2 separate regions of the Mus musculus genome follow, and region 1 is linked to region 2. The links are chromatin contacts, found by Hi-C or POLR2A ChIA-PET in ENCODE. All regions are on one chromosome and are shown on one strand. Each heading gives the region's core, a stretch centred on a gene start or an enhancer-like site at or near the end of the contact. The rest is flanking DNA. Distances are from core to core; before and after follow the strand shown. Region 1 overlaps Cltc (clathrin, heavy polypeptide (Hc)). Region 2 overlaps Vmp1 (vacuole membrane protein 1).

Region 1 (4,118 bases), core at 823-3,322, 140 kb before region 2:
CATTTCTGTATAGGGGAATGAAAGTAGTATTCTGTAATAAGTCATAACAATATTAGGACCTAAACATTTCAGTGGTTACTGTAACAATCAGCTTCTCCATTCTATGCCTTTTTTATAGTTTAGGCTTCTTTTCACTTAGATCATCAAGTGCTAAAAGTGGCTTGAATTTAAACTTGTTAGAGAGAGTTGGGGAGAATAACTGCACACGGTTTTTAAAATTCATCACCATCATCATCATTTTAGTTGAGTCTTACTTTGTTGCCCAGGCTGGCTTTGAACTAGAATTCTCTTACCTAAGAGAATTTGAGTAGCTGAGATCGTAGGGGTGGGCAGCCAGGCCCAGCCAAACTAACTAGTTTCCACAGGGAGCAATGCTGCGGATCAATCTAAATAGAGTTAAACAATCTCATTTTATCTGAGAACCTATCTTCTTTTCCTTTGAACTTTAGAATGAAGGTACAATAGAAAACTAGAAGTTACTAAGACTAAGAAGTCTAGGTGCAAACTGCTAGACCTTTGAAGTAGCATTTAAAACTGCCTCCTTTTCCTTTGTGCTTTAATTAGGGATTGGATCCAATGCTGCACACATGCTAGGCAAGTGGGCAGAGGGTTGGTACTGGGCTATATCTCAGCCTTTGTTTTTCTTGATAATAAGAAAGAGAATTCAGTTTCCTGGTAATTTATAAAGTGTGGATGAATTAGAGGCACTGAGCTTTTCAACCTGTCTTTTCTTCACGTCATTCAAACTGGGGGCCTGATTTTGGTGTATAGTTTTGTTTTGGTGACACAGGGTCACTCGTTTTGTTGCCCCCGCTGTCCTGATCTTGCTATTAGAGCAGGTTAGCTTCAAATTCACAAAGATCACCTGCCTCTGCCTCCCTAGTGCTGGGATCAGAGACATACACCACCATGCTCAGCCCATTTAATCTTTAAAAATACATCTTGAATAATTCTTAATTGAATAGTTTGGGTCTAGAAGTATTGAGAGTTTTTTTTGCTTTGAGGAGATTTTTAGAATTCTTTTTAGAACATTCTGTTTGTTATTTTGTCTATCTATGTGGGGGGACATACATGTGAAGGAAACTCAGGGAAGTCCGTTCACCTCCCATCATGTGGGGCTGGCTTGTCAGCAAATGCCTTTCCTTCCCTGCTGCACAGTTCACAGACTTAGATTTGGAATCTCTGCATAGATTTTGTTCGTGAGCATCACTAACTAACCTGAAAGTCAAAGATTAGAAGCCTGAACTTTCTAGTTTCGTGGTACAGGTTTTGGAACATTTTGGAGTATCTTACTGGCAGGTTGGGAGCTAAGAATAACCTAGTCAACATAACATCAGAATTTATGTCAGGCAGAATTGATCTCATCTTCAGAAAGGATATTTCACCTTTTACCTATGACCAGATATTTTGGGATAGTATACATTTTGCTTTTACCTAAAAGTATATTACGTTTTAAAGTATTAAAATGTCTGTCGACCTCCTTAAATAATTTGAATTCGAGTGCTTTGCATACATCACACTTCTCTTTTTAAAGGCCATCAGTTGAATTTTGCCAAGTTCTTTTCTATTTTTAATGTTACTGTTATCTTATCACATTTCTTAATGCTTTCTTATGTGTGCAGATGGTGAGTTACCTTAAATTAGATTGTGTTAGTCATTGTCCTGTTCTATAAAAAGAATGATTTAAAAAATTTATAGCTTTGCAAAATAGTGTGTTATACTTTGTGTCTATCTGTCTACTTCATAGCTATTATCCCTTGTTCCTTCCCCAGACGCTTACACATAGTCTAGCCCCCTTCATGTAAAACAGAATAAAAGTCTAGTTATTTAGAGGTTGATGGATACAGTAAAGAAAAGCAAATTCTTTAAATATTCTGCTTCCCTCTGAAGCCAGTTTAAACTTCATGCCTTCTTTTTATAAACAGGACTATAACTTTCACAATTTCTCCAGTCTGGTTGTGGTTTATAAGCCGTGTGGGATGGGAGTCATACACTGTCTTATAGAAGAAGGCTTTGTTGTTTAGTACGATGGGTTGCCGTACAAAGCTCTTAGGCTTTGTCTGTTTCCCACCTCCCTTGTCACCCTCCCACTCTGACAGCTTTTGTCCTTTAGGAGCCAGATTCTCCGTGGCTCAGGAACAGAGTTACCCTCAGTTTCTGAGGATTATCCTTCAGAGCCTAGGCATGGCTCTGGGCTTTGACTGCTGTTGATTTCAGTGAAATCACCTTTCCGACTGTGACAAATTTCAAACGACAAGTATAAGCCCTTGCATCTGACTCTGGACTTTTAACATTAAATGCGAATTTCCCCTACTTTTACTAAACGCTTACTGTCTTAACTGGATGAAGCTTGGACTTTGTTCTCACTCCAGTATATTAACAGCATTGGAAACCACCCTCCCCCTGTCTTCCTCTTCTTTCTCCAGCACTTCTGTTTTCCCTTTGTATCTTAGACCAGTTAAATGTAGCATGCACTATGGTGACCAGCAAAGTTGACATACAACTTCTTTTCAAAACGCAGTTTCCACAAAATCGAGTTGGGTGAGAGATGACTGCATTTTAAAAAGTGGACATTTCCTCCTTGTGTTTCTATTAGATTGGCTTTGTCTTTTGTATATACAGCTACTTTAGTTTATGTGTGAGCTAAGTATGCAATGAAAGTTACAGCTCTGTTTTTTATCAGTAAGAAAGCTTTTCCTTAGTCTTATTTTCACTTTGGATGTAGAATCCTGTAGAAGTCACATGTTTATAGTATTGCCGTTGTGTTCATTAGAGGTAATAAAGAGTTTTGCCTAAGGGTGCAGGTGTACATTGGTTTGCTTGGTCTCAGCTGTAGTTCTAGCAATGTGACTCATATAGTTATTAGTCCCAGGATAAAACCACATTACTTGGAACGTAGGGATAGTTAGCTAGGTATTAATTTTAAACTTTGCTTCTTTTTCATTATTCTTTAATTCTTTATTCAGCTGGCAAAACTCTTCAGATATTTAACATTGAAATGAAAAGTAAAATGAAGGCCCATACCATGACTGATGATGTCACCTTCTGGAAATGGATCTCTTTGAATACGGTTGCTCTTGTTACGGATAATGCAGTTTATCACTGGAGTATGGAAGGAGAGTCTCAGCCAGTGAAAATGTTTGATCGTCATTCTAGCCTCGCAGGATGCCAGATCATCAATTACCGTACAGATGCAAAGCAGAAATGGTTGCTTCTCACTGGCATATCTGCACAGGTAATTCTCGTTAGTTTGTGATGAAGAAGTGGCCTAAAGCCCTGTTTTGTTCAATATCACTTCAGTTAGGTCTTTAAACCCAATGTTACTGAATTTGATTTATTTTGAAAGGTTTTCGTTTTTAGTGATTGTTGGCTTATACCTTTAACCTGACGTGAAACTTGAGTACTCTTACCAGTTTTTGTGTTTTTTTAAAAGATTTATTTATTATATGTAAGTACACTGTAGCTGTCTTCAGACACTCCAGAAGAAGGCATCAGATCTCATTACGGATGGTTGTGAGCCACCATGTGATTGCTGGGGTTTGAACTCTGGACTTTCAGAAGAGCAGTCAGGTGCTCTAACCCACTGAGCCATCTCACCAGCCCCCCTCTTATCAGTTTTTAATTTTCACAGATTAAGGAAAGATTGAGTGATTAGAATGTTTTTGGAGTCTCAGTGTGCTTCAGAGTGAATCTGTATTGTTGTAGTAAGATGGGTAAAGAGATGACAGGATGAGACATGTTTTATTCACATTAGACTTTAATAAGATAATTTTGGAGTTAAACTTTTAAAGTTAAGTATCAATCTACAATAAGAGACTAACATGTGGTGCTGGAGAGATGGCTCATTGGTTAAGAGCACTGACTGCTCTTCTAGAGGTTCTGAGTTCAATTCCCAGGAACCACATGGTGGCTCACAACCATCTACAATGGGATCTGATGCCCTCTTCTGGTGTGTCTGAAGACAGCTACAGTGTACTCATATACATACAATAAATAAATCTGAAAGAGAGAGAGAGAGAGTGTGTGTGTGTGTGACAAGTACTGCTGAAGCTGGCAAACTATTGTAACTGCTTCACTAACTGAATCTGAGATCTGCTGGGTCATTGGATCTCTAAAGA
Region 2 (4,664 bases), core at 40-2,539:
CCAGGCTGACCTCAAACTCACAGAGATCCACCTGCCTTTGTCTCCCAAATGCTAGGATTAACGAGGCCTGCCTAGATGTTTTAAAATATAAGTGTTCAAAATGAAAATTACCAATATGGCTGTAGCTGTAGCTCTGTGGTAGAGTGTTTACAGGGGATATTTAGCACTGTAACAAAAATAATAAATATAACCCTAAATCCTGAATGCATGGGTTCATGTAGCTCAGGTTTGTCTGGTTCAACTCAGAATGATCTTAAACTCTTTCCTTCCTTCCTTCCTTCCTTCCTTTCTTTTCTTTTCTTTTCTTTTCTTTTGTAACTTTCTCTCAACTATGCATTGTGGCTGCCTAGAATTCACAATATACACCAGGCTGACCTTGATATTTTTACTTACGTGTATGTGTGTATATCTTTGTGAGTAAATACCACATGTGTTTAAGTGACAGTGGAGACTGGAAGGTGTCAGAGTCCTTGGAGCTGGAGTTACAGATGGTCATTTGCCTGTGTGCGAGAAGCTCAGCTCAGATTCTCTGGAAGAACAGCCAGTACTCTTAACCACTGAGCCGCCTCTCCAGCCCCAGTGGACTGCTATTCTTAATATAAGTATGGAACAGCCTAGCTAAACATGACACCCTAAGTTCAATAATGCCTATTCCCCAATCATAATTAACAGCTTTATTTCTAGGGCAATTCTAGAAAGTAGTTGCTAATGTCAATAGGTTTAAGGGAAAATGTCCTTATTATCTAAATCAGTAGATAGATCTAAGTTATACTCTATAAATAATCAGATATAGTGGACCACTTACAAATTCTGAAAGATTAGAATATAGAAAATAGCTTTCTAATTTATGGTGTGTTTCTTAGCAGGTGGGCAGGGACAGAATTCTGTTGTTTTTAAAGATGTTGCTTGTGCATTGGTTTGTACTCTCTGAGTACGTCAGAGGGAAAGTCAGAGCCAAAGCACCAGCAAACCTGAGAGCTTGAAAGGCAGTGTTAACGTCTTGTTCCCTATTACTGTGATGACATAAACCTGATTTTTAATTCATTGTAGACTTACATTGTAAGAAATACGTGAGACCTGTGAATATTTCTTAAAGTACAGAACCAAATGATAAAAATTGTAATTATAAAATGACATGTTCCGGAATTCTCACCAAATAGAGGCTAAGAATTCCCAGAAAATAACATTAAGCCTGTGACTTGCAATAAGCCATATGCAGAACATTGGCTTGTTGTCAGCTTGCCAGGGTCTGATTGGAAGACAAAGTCCCCAGTTTTACCACACAGGAGAAGTTTCCATAACTCAGTCATTGAACTCGAGGGCTGGGGGATGGGCTTGGCTGGAACAGGGACTTTTCACCAGTTACAGAATGTTCCATGCTCTTCTTCGCTGTCTCCTAACAACAGTTAACTTGATGTTTGACCTCAGAGTCAGGCTTGCCTGTGGCAAGAGAGAGCATTTGAACCAGTTAGTAATTAAGCTCTGAAGTCGGAATGTTGTTTCTTGTTCTTCACTCTATGGAAAGTAGTTAGAATGAGCTATGTCAGCCTAGACCACAGGAGGAAGACTCAACCTTTTCTTATTTTTCTGTTTGAGTTGCTTGTTTGTTTTTGTTTTTGTTTTGGGGTGTTTTTGGGCATCTTTTGTTGCTGGTGCTGCTGCTGCTGCTTCTGTTGAATGAGGGTCTTACTCGGTAGCCCTGGCTAGCCCTGGCTAGCCTGTAACTCACTTCATGTAAACCCGGCTGTCCTTGAAGTCACAGAATTCTGTCTGGGCTTAAAGGGATGGGCTACCTTGCATGGCTATTTTTTATTACTATTATTATAAAATGTAATCTAGTTCATGTCTCTGATTCTGTTTTACGCTGGTCATTATGAAAGTAATTTTCTTAAAAGGTTATAGAAGTCTGAACCAAGCCGGGCGTGGTGGCCCACGCCTTTAATCCCAGCACTCGGGAGGCAGAGGCAGGCGGATCTCTGAGTTCGAGTCCAGCCTGGTCTACAGAGTGAGTTCCAGGACAGCCAGGGCTACACAGAGAAACCCTGTCTGGAAAAAAAAACAAAAAACAAAGTCTGGCCCACCAGTATTCATTCCGTGATCTGAGAAAGGATTACTAGCTTAGAACCCCACTGTGGTGACGCAGCTGTGGTGGCGCAGTTCTGACTTTAAAGTTACCTCCCTCTGCAGTTGATGATAGCTTCCCTTCTTGTGTCTGTGGTAATCTGCAGAAACTCTTCCATGTTTCTGTCATAGATGCTGGGATGCAGCATAGCTAGACTGCTGATGAGAAATGGATATTTTATTAGGAAGTTAGCACTATCAGAGCATTTCAGTGGAATATTAAAGTAAAAATCCAGTTTGTTAGATAATACAGGGTAAAACAAAAGGCGGTCAGGAATTCCTGACACATTTTAATTACCCTACTTCTTAGATACATAAACCTATTCTTTTTTTAATTTATTTATTTATTATAGGTAATTACACTGTAGCTGTCTTCACACACCCCAGGAGAGGGCATCAGGTCTCATTAAGGTGGTTGTGAGCCACCATGTGGTTGCTGGGATTTGAACTCAGGACCTTTGGAAGAGCAGTCAGTGCTCTTAACCACTGAGCCATCTCTCCAGCTCAACCTATTCTTTCATTAATAGAAGGAATTACTATGTGGTTTTTGGATGAGGGAAATACTAGCCAAAAAAAAAAAAAAAAAACTAGAGAGAAAATATAAATTACAGGGCTGGAGAGATGGCTCAGCAATTAAGAGCACTTGCCACTTTTTCAATAGACCCTGTTTTGTTTCCAGCACCTGTATTGGATAGGACATAACTGCCTGTAACTATCTCCATGGGATCCAGTGCCCTTTTCTGGCCTTCTTAGGTACCTGTACATACATATATACATTTGGGCACACATATATACACAAAAAAAAAATTAAGGAAAAAGAAAATACAAATTACTACTGAGCATGATGGTGTGCACCATGTACAAGCATGGGGAGAGAAGAGGAAGTTAAAAGCAGGCTTGGGGTGGGGGAGAAAAGAAACAGTAGAAATATAAAGGCTAGCTAGGCATGGCATGGTACTGCATACATGCCTTTAATCCAATAATCTAGAGGCAGAGGCAGGCGAATCTCTGTGAGTTAGAAGCCAGCCTGATCTCCATAGCAAGTTCTAGGATAGCCAGAGCAACATAAAGAGAAAATATCAATAGAGATAGATGAGAAGAATTCTTGCCTGGTAGCTCACTCCGGTAATCTTCACAGTTGGGAAGCTGAAGCAGGAGGATTATCATGATTTCCAGTCCAGCCTGAGCTACAGAGTATTTCTCTGTCTTAAATACAGCCTGATGTGTTTATTAGCCTCTGTTCTTTGAAAACCGGAATGAAGATGTGTTTCCAAGGCTTGCTGAGAGCACCACAGAAGGCAGTGTTTGTCCCTCAGTCTTGGAAGTCGGAGATGAGCATGGAGAGCCAGTCTCAGTCTCAGGCAGCTGTTTGAATACAGCCAGCACGATCGTTTTTACCCCATTACAGCAGACCATTCCTTAAACTCCTGCTTTACCATTGACAGAAGTGCCTGCCTGTCCTTCCTGCTCAGGTCTGCATTCTGAAGAAACCATCCCAAACATTGAAAAGCAAGGGCATTGCAAAACCCTGCGTGCTAGAAACCCCTTGTGAAGCACAAGCGACCATATGCCTGAAGTGTCTGGAAAAAGCAATGTGGTCTGTCTTCCACCAAGCCTCGAAGAAAGGGATGCTATCATGTGTATAAATAATGCCACTGGGTACACAGTGACCTAAGTTGAATACAAAAGAATTTTTAATTATTTCAGAGGGACACAGATGCAAATTAAATTCAAGATGTTTTCATCCCAAACCCTGAGGTAGAATCACAGCAAATTTTAGAAGGTGCCAGAGACTGTCAGTGCAAACAAGTCCATATATAAAAGGCCTAGAATTTCCAGTGCAGTATGTAATTCTCACTCTACGTTCATTGTATGTTGGGATCCGCTTCCAAAACCCTGGTGTATAAAGAAAGCACTTTTCAAATTCAAAAGAGGTAAAATAGTCAAGTCAATTTGCCAATTTTCCCTGGCAACATCAGCTTCTTAGATTGTGTTCTATGTTCAGTGAAATGGTAACAATAGTAACACTTTCATGCCCAGTACCCAGAATTCCTAGATCTTACTTTCACCAAGTTAAAAATGCTGGTTTTCAGTCAGTGCCAGTCCACTCGCTCGCTCCCGCAATAGTTAGGTAACAACTGATGTCTTATTTTTTCCCTCTAATCTCCAATGGGCAGGACAGGTATTAATATTAATGAAGGCTTATGAGGTGGCCTTTGGCTTCTTCAGAATATTTCTTGATAAATTCCCCTGCCCTTTCTAAGGAGTCCACCTTAAGTGGAGGGTTTCGGGTAGTCTGTCATTGTTGAATCAGGCTAGGAGTCTGAGGTCGGCTCTGAGTCACTATGAATAGAGCTCTAGTATTGGTTGGTCCCCAGGGAAACTGGTGGTTAAACACTGTGAGAATCTTTATCAGGCAGGAAATGACAACTCATTAAAATACTAACCGTTAAGCCTGTTTAGATCACTCACTGTCTGGGGGTGGGGAGGAAATTTTAACCCTACAATGTTTAACTAAAGTGTACCCTCTCCTCTCTTCCCCT

Evidence for each region. Hi-C counts contacts between places; a loop is a spot of excess contacts on that map. ChIA-PET counts read pairs that join two places held with the same protein, here RNA polymerase II (POLR2A).
Region 1: a map of T-helper 17 cell shows a loop between it and region 2 (2.5-fold over the local background). The contact joins two enhancer-like sites. A Hi-C loop is called at or near these places in 1 of 37 maps with a recorded cell type or tissue (T-helper 17 cell). POLR2A ChIA-PET finds 5 or more read pairs at or near these places in 1 of 5 experiments (Patski).

What each region holds. Positions count from the first base shown.
Region 1 is chr11:86,732,693-86,736,810 of GRCm38, reverse strand. Cltc (clathrin, heavy polypeptide (Hc)) reads left to right here. Exons shown (of 32, transcript NM_001003908.2): 3 at 2,967-3,235. Among named protein-coding and RNA genes, the nearest start is that of Cltc, 23 kb to the left of the region's middle. Within about 2 kb of position 2,072, at least 1 of the 3 ENCODE cell types and tissues checked has a DNase peak (open chromatin) inside an H3K27ac peak, as active enhancers do.
Region 2 is chr11:86,593,048-86,597,711 of GRCm38, reverse strand. The region is part of intron 10 of Vmp1 (vacuole membrane protein 1); the gene reads left to right. Gm46289 (a long non-coding RNA gene) reads right to left here. Exons shown (of 2, transcript XR_001780284.2): 2 at 1-4,017. Among named protein-coding and RNA genes, the nearest start is that of Gm46289, 4.8 kb to the right of the region's middle. Within about 2 kb of position 1,289, at least 1 of the 3 ENCODE cell types and tissues checked has a DNase peak (open chromatin) inside an H3K27ac peak, as active enhancers do.